Linked DNA regions of Mus musculus: region 2 is linked to region 1. Evidence: chromatin loops called from intact Hi-C (ENCODE). Cell type or tissue: left cerebral cortex. All regions are shown on one strand. Each heading gives the region's core, and the rest is flanking DNA. Links, peaks and the distances in the headings are about the cores only.

Region 1 (8,189 bases), core at 1,034-6,033:
AAAAAAAAAAAAAAAAAAAAAAAAAAAAAAAAAAAAAAGGAGAGGGCTGGAGAGATGGCTCAGTGGTTAAGAGCACTGAGTGCTCTTCCAGAGGTCCTGAGTATAATTCCTAGCAACCACATGGTGGCTCACAACCATCTGTAATGAGATCTGACGCCCTCTTCTGCTGTGTCTGAAGACAGCTACAGTGTACTTATATACATAAGATAATTAAACATTAAAAAAAAAAAAAAAAAAAAAACTTGGTCCCCAGTTCAGTTCCCAGCACTGCAGAAACTAGTTGTGGAATTCACACCTGTAATGCCAGAAATCAAAGAGGCAAAGGTTCAGACAGTCAGGGTCATCTTTCCTACATACTTAAGGGGCCAGCCTGGGTGACAGAAACCTGTCTCAGAACACCAACACAAAAGCTCACTGGACACGGTGATGTGGGCCCGTGATCCCAGCACCTGGGAGGCAGAGGCAAGCGGATCTCTGTTGAGTTTGAGGCCAGCCTGGCCTACAAAGCCAGTCCCTCCTCAGACAGAGCTACACAGTGAGACCCTGTCTCAGAAAGGGGGGGGGGGGGCTTGCAGGGCACAGCAGGCAGCAGTCTATGAAAGCAAAACTGCAATGAACCCCTGTTTCATTGCTTTTCATTGTTAGTCCCTTCAGGACAGTTTTTTAAAATTACATATATTCATATTATTTGCATAAGAAACACAACATACTGTATTTGGCACTCAGTAGTAAAAGAAATGACAATACACAATACCAGTGCAGCAGAGGGAAACTGAGCCACGAACACCATGACAGTAAAAATGGGTGCATCATGTCAAGTAAGCCCTTTTTTAAAATGGCCAAAGAAGCAGCTAATAAGAGTGCGTCCTGCTCTTCCAAAGGACCCAAGTTCAGTTTCCAGCACCCACATCAGTCAGTTCAAAAATGCTTGTCATCCCAGCTCCCGAGGATCCAACATTCTCTTCTAACCTCCTTGGTTACCCTCACATCCATGGCATATGTTCACATAGACAAATACATATGCATAAATAAAAATAAGATCTTAGCTGGGCGTGGTGGCGCACACCTTTGCTCCCAGCACTTGGGAGGCAGAGGCAGGTGGATTTCTAAGTTCGAGGCCAGCCTGGTCTACAAAGTGAGTTCCAGGACAGCCAGGGCTATACAGAGAAACCCTGTCTTGAAAAACCAAAAAAAAAAAAAAAAAAATCTTTTTAAAAGTGAGCAAATCTAAATGCACTAACCGGAAAATTTCCAAGTTTTTTTAAAAATAAAAAAATCCAGTTATTTCTATAAGAAAAATTATAATGAAAGAAAAAGGAATGAATATACCTGAGTTTCCTTCCCCTCTCCCGAATGTTACCCCATCCTCCCCATTATTCTCTTTTCCTTCAACTGCCATGAAAAAGATCTGTCACATTTAACATACTCGTCTTCCCTTCAGTTGAAATGATACCACAACACATTATGTAATTTCTCTTAATAACAAAAGGTGACCACTATCCAAATAGAATTTAACACATTGTTCTAGCCGGGCTGTGCCTTTAAGGAGGCACAGGAAGGTGGATTTCTGAGTTCCGGGCCAGCCTGGTATACAACAGCAAGTTCCAGAACAGCCAGAACTACAGAGAAACCCTGTCTCAAAAAAAAAAAGCAAAACAAAACAAAAAGGACAAGACTCTGTTCTCACCCAGTGTTCCTTCTTGAAAAATGTGGTCTACTGTGCATTCAGGGAGTGCAGAACTTGGTTTCCTAACATAGGGACTGTCCCTCCTCATGAGACCTCGACTCATCCTGTCACTTCAGATTTCCTTAGGCATTACAACCACTCCTGACCTCCTTATAAGCTAAGATAACAGATATTCTAGATGCTCTGCCTACATTTTGCTTGCAGATGTTATTTTCTTTAATAACATCATGCCTCCGTGAAAGAGTACACCCGGAACTGTGAATGGAAAAGGATCTCCCGCCAACCCGAAGTATAGAACTAGACAAATGGAGCCTTCAAAGACCAGACTAGAATGCACCAACTCTTGACCCGGACAATTACAATCTATGTCCTGCAACCTAGGCTGAAATACGGCACCAGCTCTTCTGGTGGTACCATATAAGCTAGGCAGTGAAGAAGAACACCGCCAGGCCACGTTAATTCCTATTCCACCGTCTTCCAGGACGGTGTTCATCCACCCTCCGGTAACAGACAATACTCCAAATCTGCTAAAATTCTCAACTCCGTGGCCTCAAGAATGCCCAGAAGCCAGGCGGTTTCTCAAGGTCTCTTTCAAAGATTTTTCAGTTCACTAGTGCGGCACTAAAATGTCTCAAACCAATCTACAGGCTAAGTGACTAAATTCTCAATGACCCCCAACCAAGCGGGGACCCACACTTACCGGATGTCATCTACTGAAGAGCCCAAACAGGTTCCGAACTAGGCCACTCTGGCCCATCTGGAATAACTCTTTAGACCTTGGGCCAGCATTTGATAATTATGCTACATCTGTCTATTCTATTATGCATTCTCTGCTTCTTTTCCAATATTTAGCACTCCTCTGGCTTCAAACGCTCTTCCTTCTATCCGTAGAAACTACTCTAGCCTTCTTCCCCTTGCCTTGGAAACGCTTCGGTTCTTTCCATAATGAAACACCTAACGTATCTGCACAATGAACACCCTCAGAATCCTCAAGACTGCTCCACAGCCACCCCCGGCATTCCTCCACCTATCCGGCATCTTCCCCTCCGGCCCCTTTCTCCCCTTTCGCACTCCTACTCGGCTTCCTGCAAGCAATCCCCTTTTCACCAGCCCCTGCCCTTCCCTGCAGCCAACGAGCACACCGAGGCAGCAGCGGCGACCGAGGCCTGCGGTGCAGAAAGCACTGCACCAAGACGGCGGAGAACCCCAGGGTCTGGCCGGCCTCGTCGCCCACAGCCTGGCACCCCGAGGCCTCCCCGCGTGCATCCCACCTTCCTACCCGACACCGGCCGCAGGCCTCGGAGGCCGCCCGCTCTCTCGCCTCCGCCGCCCCCGTCATTCTCCGTTCTCCAAGCCCCGACCCACCATCCTCGCGTCCCCAGCCCCGCGCTCCCCGCGGCCTGCGCCCGCCGCCTCCCGGGCCGCCCCCCGGCCGGCCGGCCCGCCGCTCCTGCGGGTCACACCGTCGTCGCCGCGCTCCCCCCCCCCCGACCGCGCGCCGCCCCCTCCCCTCCCCCGCCCTCCCGGGCCCAGGCCTGCCAGGCCGAGCGTTTACCGCGGGGCTGGCGCCGAGGCGCGCGGTCACTGACTGCAGGCGGCGGCGGCTCCGACCTTCCCACGGGCCCGACGAGGAGGGCGAGGGGGAGGGGAGAGAACTTTTGCTGTGGCAGCTCCGGCGACAGCTCCCACCCCTGCGCCTTTCTCCTCTTCCTCCCCCTCCTCCTCCTCCTCCTCTTCCTCCTTCTCTTCCTCCTCCCAGAGCAGTCGAGAGGCAGACATGGCGCGGCTAGAGCGTCGCCGCGGTCGCCGCCGCTGCCGGCGCGGTGCATTATGGGAAGCATCGCACACAGGAAGCGCTCCGGGCCGCCGGCCCTCGCTTGGCGCGGAGACCTGGCTGCGAGACCAAGCGTGGCTTTGATTCTGGCGCCTGCGTGTCAGCAGCGCGGCGTGGCCGGGAAAGCTGGGCCCCGCTCTGGGGGTCCCCCTGATGGGCCTGAGAGGAAAACGCTTTGAAATTGATGGGAGCTGGGAAAGCCACTGAGAGGGACGTCCTCCCCTTGAGGCTGGGTGCGTGCCTGGCACCCCGAGAAGTGAAAAATGGGGATTAAATAGCGGCCCAGGCCCTGGGAAGTGGAAGGGGCGGGAACGTCGATGAAGGGTTTAGCCAGGATTTCTTGGATCTTTCTTTTATTCTCTTACCTAGCCTCTCCTCTTTTTCCGGAAGATGCTACCCTGCACCCTTGAAACTAGAAAACCTGGTTGGAGTCTGCAAACCGCGATGCAGGATGTGGGCACCGAGAAAAAGCAAGAGATCCCAGTCAGGACTTCGTTGGCCCAAACCACGGTCTGCATGTCAGCAAAGACTTGGTTATAATCTCTGCATACCTAAGATTGCTTAGTTGAGCCATCTTTTGGCAGCCCTTCGACGACCTTCACTAAATCCTGGTTTCTTAGGAGCGCCCTCATTTAACACCAAGGCCCTTTAGTTGCCTATACAAAGGGAGGGCTTACAGTTAATGACCTTTGTGCCCACACAGTAGTACAAGGTCAGCTAACTTAATGTGCCCAGTGAATGTCGATCGGGTTATTGGGAACTTCCTGAGAGATGGAGCACCTTCGTTAGGATTTCTGTTTCACAATCTCAAGGCTTTATTTTAGCACCTCTCTGCAATACTTAAACATAACCTTTGAGGTGAGAGGGAAAGGACATTAAAATATCTACATAACCATTTCTGGAATTCTCTCCTTGTCCACACCCACCTCCCCACCCCTTGAATGTTCATTTGAATAGGCTTTTTGGCCAAACTCCAAACTCCCGCATTATGCACTTGTGATGACACTGAATTAGATTACTGTCTGCAAGGTTAATATTCCCTCAGGCGTTAACCTTAGTAAACCGCGACGCCTTTTGAAGTAGCTGAGGCTCAGAAGTTCAGCTGAATTCAAACACAGTTAACTAAGAAAAGCAGGGATGAGCCCACAGCCTCACAATAAACTCTACTTGAACCTTCTCCACTAAAAAAATATAAATTTTAATAAGATGACAGTGCATATTCTGAATGCTAATTGTAACAAAACCGTGATACAAGCTAGAGCAAGGGACAGTTAGCTGGAGGACAGCCTTCTGGCAACTTCTAGCAACTGCAGTGACATCAAATTCAGATGTATTTTTAAAAAGGGAAGAGAAGAAAAAAAAAACCCTCTGGCAGCCAAGAAGCTAACTTTTAGGTTTAAGCTGTGGTAAAGCTAATAACTAGAAAGAGCTAAAAGCCTAGGGTCACACCCAGTGGACTAAGATGAATAGGGTTGCCACTAGGAATACATCTCTTTGTTTCTGAAGAGAATTAAGACAAGGAAGAAACAACCATCTAAAATGGGCAGAGTGGAGAAGACTACTGACCATGCCTTCAAAGTAAGAGTGATTGAAGGCTCTTGAAATTCTTGCTGGTCCATTTTTTTTATCCAGACTGCTGCTGCTTACCTTCCAATACCAGTCTTGGCCACGCAGCTTGCTTCCTTTCCATCTTAAATTTCTTCCACTCACCCACTTTAAAACAATGAGAGACAGCCATAAGGTAGTGACGTTAATCCCAGCACTCAGGAGGCAGAGGCAGGGGTATCACTTGAGTTAGAGTCCAGCCTGGTCTACAGAGCAAGTTCCAGGACAGCCAGGGCTTCACAGAGAAACCCTGTCTGAGATGGCTCAGCATTTCAAAGCACTTGCTGCTCTTTCAGAGGGCCCAAGTTTCCAGAGCACCTGCACACACATGGCAGATAATATGCACAAGCACACACCATGAATAAAAATAACTCTTTAAAACAAATGAAGGATCAGCAAGGGGGTTCAGCAGGTGACCGCACTTGCTTCACAAGATAGCAACCTGAGCTCAACTCACACTAAAAGTAGATGGAGAGAATCAATTCCACAAAGTTGTTCTCTTTTTTTTTTTTAAAGATTTATTTATTATTATGTCTAAGTTCACTGTAGCTGTCTTCAGATGCACCAGAAGAGGGCATCAGATTTCATTACAGATGGTTGTGAGCCACCATGTGGTTGCTGGGATTTGAACTCAGGACCTTCGGAAGAGCAGTAGGTTCTCTTAACCACTGAGCCATCTCTCCAGCCCCAAAGTTGTCCTCTTAACATCCACAGGGGCACCCCTAATGATAAATTTTTAAAATGACTGTACACTTATACGAAGTTACAAATACAGGGCAAAACAACTCCTTTATCTCTTCACCCAGCTTCTCCCAATGGTGTGATATAAAACTATGGAGAGCCATCAACAGCAGCAGATTGGCAGGAGCCTGTTACGTAGTGCCCACAAAACCGGGCAGTATCTGTGACCTTTGAACCCATGTGCATCCTCCAGGGGTTTGGTTTGGTTTGGTTTGGTTTTTGGTTTTTCAAGACAGGGTTTCTCTATGTGGCCCTGGCTGTCCTGGAACTCACTTTGTAGACCAGGCTGGCCTCGAACTCAGAAATCAGCCTGCCTCTGCCTCCCGAGTGCTGGGATTAAGGGCATGTGCCACCACACCCGGCATGTGCATCCTCATGTGTGTTTAGAGTTTACCTCCATCCTATGTAGGAGCACAGGTCTGTCCCCACAGTGAGGACAGAACCACTCCTTACCAGTTTGTGGTAGTGCACATCTTTAATCCCAGCATTTAGGAAGTAAAGGCAAGTGGACATACATGAGTTTGAGGAGAGTCTGGTCTACAAAGCAAGCTCTAGGAAAGGACAGCCAGAGCCACATAGAGAAGCCCTGTCTTGAAACAACACCACCACCACCCCCCAAGCAACCACTCTGATCACAAAAGAACCCCCTCATACCACCTGTCTGTATCTGAATGTTCCCCTACAGCTCATGTGCTGACTTAGTACTCGATGCAATGGTGTTCAGAGGTGGGGCCTTTGTGAGGTGATTAGATCCTGGGGGCGCTAACCCTAGCAAGGGATTGCTAAAGCATCATAGTTTATCATATCACTGAGAAATAGAGTAGGAAACAAACCCTGGTTGAACAAAACAGGCTGTGTGCCCTTGAAGGATGTGTTTGTTTGTTTGTTTGTTTGTTTTTTAAAGATTTATATATCTAAGTACACTGTAGTTGTCTTCAGATGCACCAGAAGAGGGTGTCAGATCTCATTATGGATGGTTGTGGGCCACCATGTGGGTGCTGGGATTTGAACTCTGAACCTTTGGAAGAGCAGTCGGTGCTCTTAACCACTGAACCATCTCTCCAGCCCCTGAAGGGTGTGTTTTATCCCTGGACACAGCCCTCTTCTCCCTTCCTTGGCCACCATGAGCTGAGCAGCTCGCTCTACCACTTGCCATGGTCTTCTTCCTCACCATGTCCAAAATTTCTTTGGCACAAGCCAAAATCAACGTTCCTCCCTTATATCAGGTAGCTATTCTCCTTCTCTTTGTTACTATTTGGTTTTTTGTTTTCAGTCCTTTTTAAAAATGCTAGATAAGCATAAATCATTTAATATATCACACACATACATATGTCACATATGTGGTTTTTTTTTAATTTATTTATTATATGTAAGTACACTGTACTTGTCTTCAGACATTCCAGAAGAGGACGTCAGATCTTGTTACAGGTGGTTGTGAGCCAACATGTGGTTGCTGGGATTTGAACTCCGGACCTTTGGAAGAGCAGTCAGGTGCTCTTACCCGCTGAGCCATCTCACCAGCCCACTCCTATGGTTTCTGAGAGCTGGGATTAAAGGCCATCACGCTCAGCAGCATACTATTCCAGGAACTGTTCTGAGTTGGAGATGTAGCACATCCCATGTTCCCAGCACTGAGCAGGAAGAGGCAGGAGGATCTCAAGTTCAAGGCACCCTCAGCCACATAGTCAGCCCAAGGCCACTTTGGAAAGTTCGAGAGCCTGTGAAAGAAGGGGGGGAGGAAAGAGAAGAGAGAGGAAGGAAAAGAAAGAGACCACTATGGTGTGTTCCTGAGTGAGTCTATCATTTAAAATAACTTTACTGTGTATGTTTATTTATTCGTGTGGTGGGGTGGTACATGTCACTTCAAATGTGTGGAGGTCAGAGGACAACTTGCTGAGGTCAGTTCTCTTCCTCTACTATGTGGGTGCTAGAGATTGAGTTCAGATCATCGTGCCATCGTGCCTGTCCCCACTGAGGCATCTCAGGCTTCTGTCCCTTCCAACCCAGTGACAATGTTTGAGACATCCAGCCATTCAGTCCTTGTAGTCATTCTCGAGTGCGCAGAGTTGACTTTATAGCATCTCATAAGCTAGCATTATTTCAGTGTAGCTCTTTTCCTTCAAAAACAAAACAAAGGCTTCTCCTCCTTTGTTAAGTGCTGAGTGGGGGACACACACACTCCCGATTCCCGCTTTCATCAATGGGCTTGTGAAAGTACACAGACACAGTTTGTTGAAAGATTTCCTTACAGGGAAAGGAATATCACTGATGAGTTAGGAAGTCTCTTAAAATAGTATAGTTTGGGTCTTTTAACTTTTTATT
Region 2 (8,189 bases), core at 1,730-6,729, 77 kb before region 1:
GACAGATTTAAAGAGGCAAAACAGTGATGCTGAGTAGCTCACAGGCACAGTGATGTAAGAGTGAGTGGCCTGTCCTTAAGGAATGAGACAGTGAAGCAATCACCAGCAGTTGAGAGAACGCTTCCAAGTCTATGCTGTCGTCACCACAGTGAGGGGAAAGAACAGTCCTCTCATGGGGCTGTTTTACAAGACATATGACTTTTAAGGGTTTATAACATCAGCACAAAGACAGCAAAAGGTGATTTATGGCTAAGTGGACTACTTTGATTAAAATGAAATAATCTTTGGGCTGGGGGTATAGAGTTTAACAGTACAGTGTTTTTCTTGCATGCATGAAGCTCTAGGGTTTTCTCCCTCACCCAAAGGAGAAATTTGGCATTTGAAAGAAACAAGCGTCTACAATTTTCCTCTATTTTCATAAGTAGATTCTTTCACAATAGAGAAAATACCTTAACCTAGATAATACCCCCAACTCAGTGACAAAGCATCCTTGCCTACTTTAAGATGACAAAGATTCTGAAGTGTCTGTCAGCAGCTGATGCTGGCAGAGCAATGTGGTACTCCTCACTACCATGGCTAACATTGCGGTCCTCCCGACTGTGACGGTGACCTGGTTAGCATGACATGAGTTCTGATGTGCTCAACACAGTTCCATCACAGTATGTCAGCTGCATTTCCTATATAGATCTCATCCGACACAGCAGCATATAGGAAAGACACTGATAGTGGGCAAAGACTAAGGTTTGAAAAATGTCTTTGCAAAGAGTAGCCTTCCAAAGATATTGAATTCTAGTTCTCACACCCATCTACTACGTATTATTCCTAAACCTTCCACTCTCTGACAACTTTCCCCAAAGTCTTATACACTGTCATAACATATATTACACCTAGAATTCTGAGAAACTTAAAACTGAAAAAGAAAACCCTCAATCAACACATTGGTTTATAAACTATAAATCCAGATAAACTTATCTTCGATGAAAATGGCAGAATAAGTTACTTCAATGAAATATCTGAATATGGCACTAACACATATCTGAGGAGGTGTAACAGAACCCAGCTTATGCCTAAAGTCCTAACATTTCAGACATAAGAAACCACTCATCTGGGGAACTTAAGATCAATGTTAAAACTAGTCACACTTTTCTCTGTCCACTCTGTAACATGCAAGAACAATTTGTATAGGTTTTTGTTGCTGTTTCTCTGTATAGCCCTGGCTGTCCTGGAGCTCACTTTGTAGACCAGGCTGGCCTTGAACTCAGAAATCCTCCTGCCTCTGCCTCCCAAGTACTGGGATTAAAGGCGTGCGCCACCATTGCCCGGCTTTCTTATTCTTTTTTTAAGACTGGGTCTCTCAGGGATAGAGTGTTAAGAGCATTAACTGCTCTTCCAGAGGTCCTGAGTTCGATTCCCAGCAACCACATGGTGGCTCACAGCCATCTGTAATGGGATCTGATGTCCTCTTCTGGTGTATCTGAAGAAAGCTAAGTATATTCATGTAAATAAAATAAATCTTAAAAACAAAACAACAACAACAAAAAGTCCACTGTATAACTCTGGTTGTTCTGGAATTCACTCTGTACATCAGGTTGGCTTTGACAAACAAGAGATCTACTTGTTTCTGCCTCCCAAGTGCTGAGATTAGAGGAATACACCACCATACCCTGCTGGGAACAATTTTAACAATTTTTAAAGTAACTATTTTTGTTATTTTCATTTGTGTCTGCTCTGTACTTTATTGTTCTAAGAAACAGTCCTTCCATTCATTCGGCCTGGAACTCCTCTCATTCGGCCACTACAATAATTGGGACAAATTACCGTAGCGATGCTTTTAAATTAGACATCCTCAAAAAACTGACTTAGACAAGACTCCAGTCATCTTCTACAGGACACTAATCATCTAGACTTCAGTGAGAATTTCAGAGGCAGGCTGGTGAGTTAAGTGGTTAGAAGCATGCACTGTTCTTGCAGAGGGCCTGGGTCTGATTCCCAGTACCCATGTCAGGCAGCTGACCACCAGCTGGAACTCTAGAAGCAGGGAATCCAATGCCCTTTAATGTCCTCCAAGAGCACCAGCATTCATATGCAAACAAACACATAATTTAAAAATAGTAAAAACAGGTGCTGAAAAGATGGCTCAGCACTCAAGGACCTGAGTCTGGTTCTCAGCACCACAGGCTGGCTCACAGTTTCAGGTGAGCCAGTGCCCTCTTCTGACTTCCTCAGACACCAGGCTTGCACTTGATTCACATACATACACAAAATAAATCAACCTTAAAAAAAATAATAACTTACAGAATAGCACCAGTAAAACAGGGCAATAAAATATCTAGCGAAATAATAGCAGCACATGTTTTGAGCAGAGTCTGCAGAGCTGGCTCAGGCTAGGAACATTTGCTGCTCTTCCTGAGCACCTGGGTTCAGTTGTGAGTGGTCACAGCCACCTGTCACTCCTGTTCCAAGGGATCTAAAGTGTCTTCTGGTGGAGACAGACACTAGGCATGAACATGGTATATACACATAGACAAAATATATATACAATAAAAATAAATAAGTAAATAAAACCTAAAATCTTAAAACAGATTTCTCATATGTAAGCAGGGAGCACAAAGTAGCACAATCAACCATCACTACAATTTTGGAAGTTAATTTTTCATAAACCCTGAAGTGACTCTGACAAATGTTAATGTAAAGGGTAATAACAATAAAAACATCATATTAGTCATTGAGAAAAACAGTAAAATTAAAAAAAAATGTATGTGTGTGGAGGGGGGGGCAGGTATATTCCATAAAATGTGAAACACAAAATGTGAAACAAATGAGAAAGATGAATTTAGTATGCCCCCACGTGCATTCCAGCTCCAGTGTGGCTCTTGTGGTGGCTCCAGAAGGCCTGCATGACCCTCTGGGCTCTTTCTTAGGAGTGCAGCAGCCCAGTCACAGGCACTCAGTCAAAAACATAACCTGCACGACAGCTCTGGAAATCAAGAGTACACCCCTGATTCCAGAAACAGACAGCACCGATACACATATAGCATCGCCTTACAAAGGAAATGAAAAGAATACAACAACACAGCAATGTTCAGCAAAACGATCATTAATTATAACATGATCTTGCCAAGGTAATTTATTACACGGTTAATAAAAATGCTTAAACACTTTTTAGAGTTGAGGATATGGCTCAATGATATAATGCTTGTCTAGAATGAGTAAGGGCTTGTGTGTATGTGCATGTGTGAGTGTGTGTATGTGTGTGTGTGTGTGTGTGTGTGTGTGTGTGTGATCTCTAGCACTATAAAAACAAAACTATTATTAACTTTAAGTACAAAAATGGGTTAAGTACACTTTACAAGTTGAAAAATCAGGAAATTACATTTATACAAATCTACTAAATTTTGTAGACAGAAAGGGAATATATATATGGCAGAGAATCAAAAATATAACTCACTTATTTTATATAATAGAATCCCGTAGGCATATGTTCTGTATCCCTTAGACAGTAGCAAGGGGTGTCTAACAATGGGGAACGAGAGGAACAGGAGGATTTCCTAGTCTGCTGAAATGTTAGCAGTCTGCTCTTGCAAGCCAGTACTACTAGCTGCTCTTGCCACACTATCAAGTGTACAAGATAGATAATGATTATGATTTTAAATAAAAACTACAATTAAGTAGCCTCCAAAAAGATCCTGTTACTTAATTAGCAAGGTAGTGCATGCCTATAATCCTAGCAATCAGGAGATGGAGGTAGAAAGGCTTCAAGTTCAAGGTCAGCCTAACCTAGATCATAGCAAGAACTTGTCACAAAGAGGGAGGGAGGCATATATAATATACTTAAAGGGGGAACTGAAGACGTGGCTCAGAATGCAAAGCACTCGTCTAGCATGCATAAAACCCTTTATTCAGTCTCCAGGCCTGTATAAACTATGCACGGTGGCACACTCCTGTGCAATCCTAGCACTTAAGACACAGAGGCTGGAGAATCAAAAGCACAGTCATCCTTGGCTACACCTCAAGTTCAAGACGAGTTTCGGCTGGGACCTTGCTAATAAAGGATGAGGGAAAGGATGGCGTCTTTACTACACAAGGTAAAACATGGGGGAAATAACTATGAAGATGAATTCCCACTGCTTCATACTACACAACAGCAGGACACTGCCACTGCAAGGGAAAACACAAAAGAGGACAGTCTCAAACAGCACCAATCATGTGTCCATTCAGCCTCCCACTTCAGGTTCTTGATACAGCTGTGGTAAGATGAGGCCTCTGCCCTCAGGGAGCGTACAGTCTATTAAAGGTGTCTCTGATGAGCACCGTAAACTTTCATGAAACATCAACACTTGTATTAAAATATGAACAATAAGCAAGGATCATACATTATCTTGTTAGTTTATAAGTATAAGGGAGACATGGAAAGACGAAAATTCATTTTTAGGGAAAAAAAGGAAGGGGTAATACAGATGAGGTAGGGGAGGGAGGAGAGAGAGAGGGAGGGAGGGGTGGGGAAGAGAGAGAGATTGTAAGCTATGGCCCACCACATCCACACAGGTATGCATCTCTCTTCTCTACTTCCTCCTACAGAAGTGGGCACAGCACACCAACTACTGATCCACATTAAGACCTCTAGATCTGGATTAAGGTTGAAAGAGGTTCTGCCCACAGGATAACCCAACAGTTAAAATGAAAGGTTAGCGACCACACCTTAGCACAGTCTCTTACTTTTGCAGGAGAGCGTTGTTTCCGCTTCTTCTTTTTCTGTAAGTCTACTGGCTCTCTGACTTGTTTTTTGTCTCTCATCAGTTGCTCAGATACATCAGTAAAAGTAATTTCCTGCTTTACACTTATCTGTTTAAAAAAAACAAAGCTGATTTTAGAAATGCATAAAGTCCAATGTGTATTCTGCAGAAGTACAACTAACAAGATAACCTGAGAGTATTTTTTGGGATGCTAGGACATTGCCCATAGGACAGAGAGAATTAAGCCTGAGGATGGACTCCAAGAAAGTTCTGTATATTCATTCTATACTTCTTTAATTGTTTGAAATTAGCCAAAAAGCTTTGACTAGTAGTTAAGTCCTTGGCATCTGTTCTTTCTCCCTACACATGGAAACCAGATCAAACCAACCAGGATAAATTCCATTGTGGTGATGAGGGATGAATCAAATCAAAGCACAGGACAGTGAGCCAGATGCGAGAGAACTGTTCAGAGACAAACGGTGTGTATGCGGGATGGGGTAGTTGTCAGAATTGAAATGATATGGTAACATTTCCCTGTATCTCCAACACGGGGAGGCAGAAGGTGGGGGAGGGGATCATGAGGTTGAAGCCAATCCAGACTGCATACAAAAACCTTGTCTTAAAATCAGTAACAAAAACCAAGACACTTGTGTATGCCCTTCCAAGAGTAACTATAGCCAGGAAGTTAGGAGGAAATGAATCTTACACATGGTTACCTGACACTAATTTCCTTTCACTAGATTTCACACACATGATGCTTGTGACAATTGCGACTCCCAAGAGAATTTCCTCCATGTTCTTTGACTCTGCTCTATAGGGGCACTTCTACTTTTAGGTATAAACATCCTGCTCTGTTTTATATGCCTCTGACCTTAGATCCTGCCCCTTTCACATATACTATTTCATCACTAGCCAGGAAATCTATAAGGCTAGATTAGCTGATCCTCTAGTTTTCTCAAGGTTGAGAATATTCATATACAGGGGAGAATTGTAACAGGCACTTAGAAACTGCTTTTGTTTAAAAAACAAACAAACAAACAAACAAACAAACAAACAAACGAGCTGACTGTTCCCTTGGGCTTCAAGGTGACTAAATTTAGGATAAAAGCCCGGCTTTGCTACTTTGGTTATGTCTGTCTCCTTTACCTTGGGTTGCCTTCTTCCCTCTCCAGGAGTGTCTGTATAATCTATCTCATCTCCTGAATGGTTGATGGCATAGATAAATCATTGTCCTTGGCCTTTCCTCTGGCGTCACCTTGGATACCCAGAACAGCATATCCTCACAAGGCAGAGTTCCCTGGAGCAGAAGCAACCCTATTCTGATAAACACCCATCCTGGTAAGCAAGAGACTTCTGCAAGATCTACCAGAGCTAAGACAACGTCCACCACCCATGTGACAGGACTGCTCACTCAGGGCTGCTAATTACCTCTTGCTGCTGCCCCACCCTGCAAACACCCCAATTCCTGTAAACCTAAACCTCTCTAAAAGCAAGGCTCAGCTTACTGGACCTGTGTGCGGGACAAAGTCTTTTGTAACCACCCACCTCAAAAGTGTACTCTTCTCTTTGCTGAACCTCCATAATGTTTTCAGAGTGACTGAACACATACACCACGTACACAAAATGCTAAAAATAATCAATAGGAGGTGGAAAAACAAAAACGGAGTATATGAAACTGAGAAACTTTGTTGAAGTAGAGAAAAAAATGATTAGTGGTGTCTTGGAAAGGGGTAAGACCTAAGAGCGAGCAGTGAGGTAAGCAGCATCGGTTCCCTTGCCACAAGCAATTAAGGGTCTAATACTAAGGCACAAGAAAGGCTAGGTTCCAGCAAAGCTCAATACAGTATTGGGAACTATATTTAGACATTTTGATGTCCTTTTTTTTTTTTTAAGATCAAGAAAACCACAAAATTCTAAAAACTGATCATATCAAGAGAAAATTCAATCAAATAATAGAAACAATATATTTTTCATTTATGTTCAATATAGTTTTCTTTTTTTTTTCACATTTCCTAGCCTTTTCAACAAATCACTACCAAAGGTATAATTATAAAGTTGTATAAGGCTTTACTTAAGACATAATGCTTACTATACAATAATTAGAGAAACAGAGTCCAGGATGCATTCAATGTCAACAACACTGTTATCCCATCTTCAAATCTGGGTTCCAGAGCTGCCTATCTTTAAAACACCGAGGTTCTAAGGACACTGATGATACAGTTAATTCTCATCGGACTGGGGGTCATCAGTCAACCTCCTCAGTGCAACCTTTTAAACTTATCATTAAATGAATACAAAAAATTCTGTAATTTTGTTAAAAATAACACCAGAGCCCCCTGAAAACCATCTAAGTAAACACAGAGTGCTAAAGATTTAAGTGCCCTGACAAGAACAAAGTGCCTCTAACTGCCTACCAGGCCAGTCAAACACTGGGCCTCAAGGAATTGCTGTTTCCCTAGGGAGGGGATGGCCAAAGCCCAAAGTGCCAGCCAAGGAAGGAACTGTCTCCTGGGAAGGGATTTCACACAGATTTCAACAAATTAACAGGCCACCTCAGGACAGACTAAAGCCCAGACAAAGACAGTCAAATGCCTGTCAAGGGGGTGTGCTCTGACCAGGATTGCTAGCTACGGAAGTTACACTCTTGCTCTGTGTTTAAACCTAAATCTCACGTCAGGACCCTACCCGTGGACTCGAGTCCTCTTCTCAGCCCAGCTTCCCTTTCTGTGCTCCCCACTACTGCTGTCAGGTGGTACTGTGAGCGGAAACTGGGTCTCATTTGTTAGGGACACTGAAGCTAAGGCTTGTGCCCCAAACAACAGTTAGTGTGACTACATTTTCAAAACACTACAAAAATTATGGTACAAAGATTCATAGCATCTCAGAGATGCGGCTGGAAGACAGGTGACAACAAGCACAGGACTGCTTGACTAATAACTGTATCAGACTGAGGCTGGGCACACAGCAAAGAGAGATAAGGCAGCTGTGGAATTGCTCAATTTCACAGAGGCTCCAAAATGCAATTCTGACACTTTGATGTTGTTTATAATGGGGGTAAAACACACACACACATGCAACTATATCCCAGTTTTGGAGGAGCAGAGGCAGGAGGATCTCTGTGAGTTCTAGAGCAGCCAGGACTGAACAGAGATCATGTCTCCAAAAAATCCCAAAACAGAAAACACGGGAACTCTTTAATACACAGTTAAAGCTGACTCATAAGTAAGTTCTACAGGCAACAGCTCTTCATGAGCGCACAATTTTAAAAATACAGTTTTCCTTACACATACATGGAAATTGATCATATTAATACGATCTTTTAAATATGAGGCACACATGTAACATGTACAAACACATGTACAAACCCAGGCAGACAGTAAATCATAGTTTTAGAATGGTCCAAAAACATTTGCTACTATAATGAAACAATCTAATTATGCTCAAGTCTCAAGTACA

Evidence for each region. Hi-C counts contacts between places; a loop is a spot of excess contacts. Peaks named below come from ENCODE experiments on the same cell type or tissue, not always from the same donor. Only the 100,000 strongest peaks of a DNase experiment are listed, where the experiment ranks them.
Region 2: a loop joins it to region 1, with 2.0 times the contacts of the local background. A loop is called at or near these places in 3 of 42 quality-filtered maps.

What each region holds. Positions count from the first base shown.
Region 1 is chr16:33,376,081-33,384,269 of GRCm38, reverse strand. It overlaps Zfp148 (zinc finger protein 148), which reads right to left and starts at 3,495. Exons shown (of 9, transcript NM_011749.4): 1 at 3,243-3,495. 1700007L15Rik (RIKEN cDNA 1700007L15 gene) reads left to right here and starts at 3,534. Exons shown (of 2, transcript NR_045709.1): 1 at 3,534-3,754; 2 at 3,891-4,416. In left cerebral cortex, for the core only: CTCF peaks have their summits at 3,668, 4,800 and 5,686 (motif pointing right); DNase peaks (open chromatin) are centred at 3,545, 4,522, 4,816, 5,200 and 4 more places; H3K4me3 peaks cover 3,151 bases; H3K27ac peaks cover 3,359 bases.
Region 2 is chr16:33,453,529-33,461,717 of GRCm38, reverse strand. Zfp148 (zinc finger protein 148) reads right to left here. Exons shown (of 9, transcript NM_011749.4): 5 at 4,717-4,842. Among named protein-coding and RNA genes, the nearest start is that of Slc12a8, 61 kb to the left of the region's middle. In left cerebral cortex, for the core only: no CTCF peak of the experiment used is centred there; no DNase peak of the experiment used is centred there.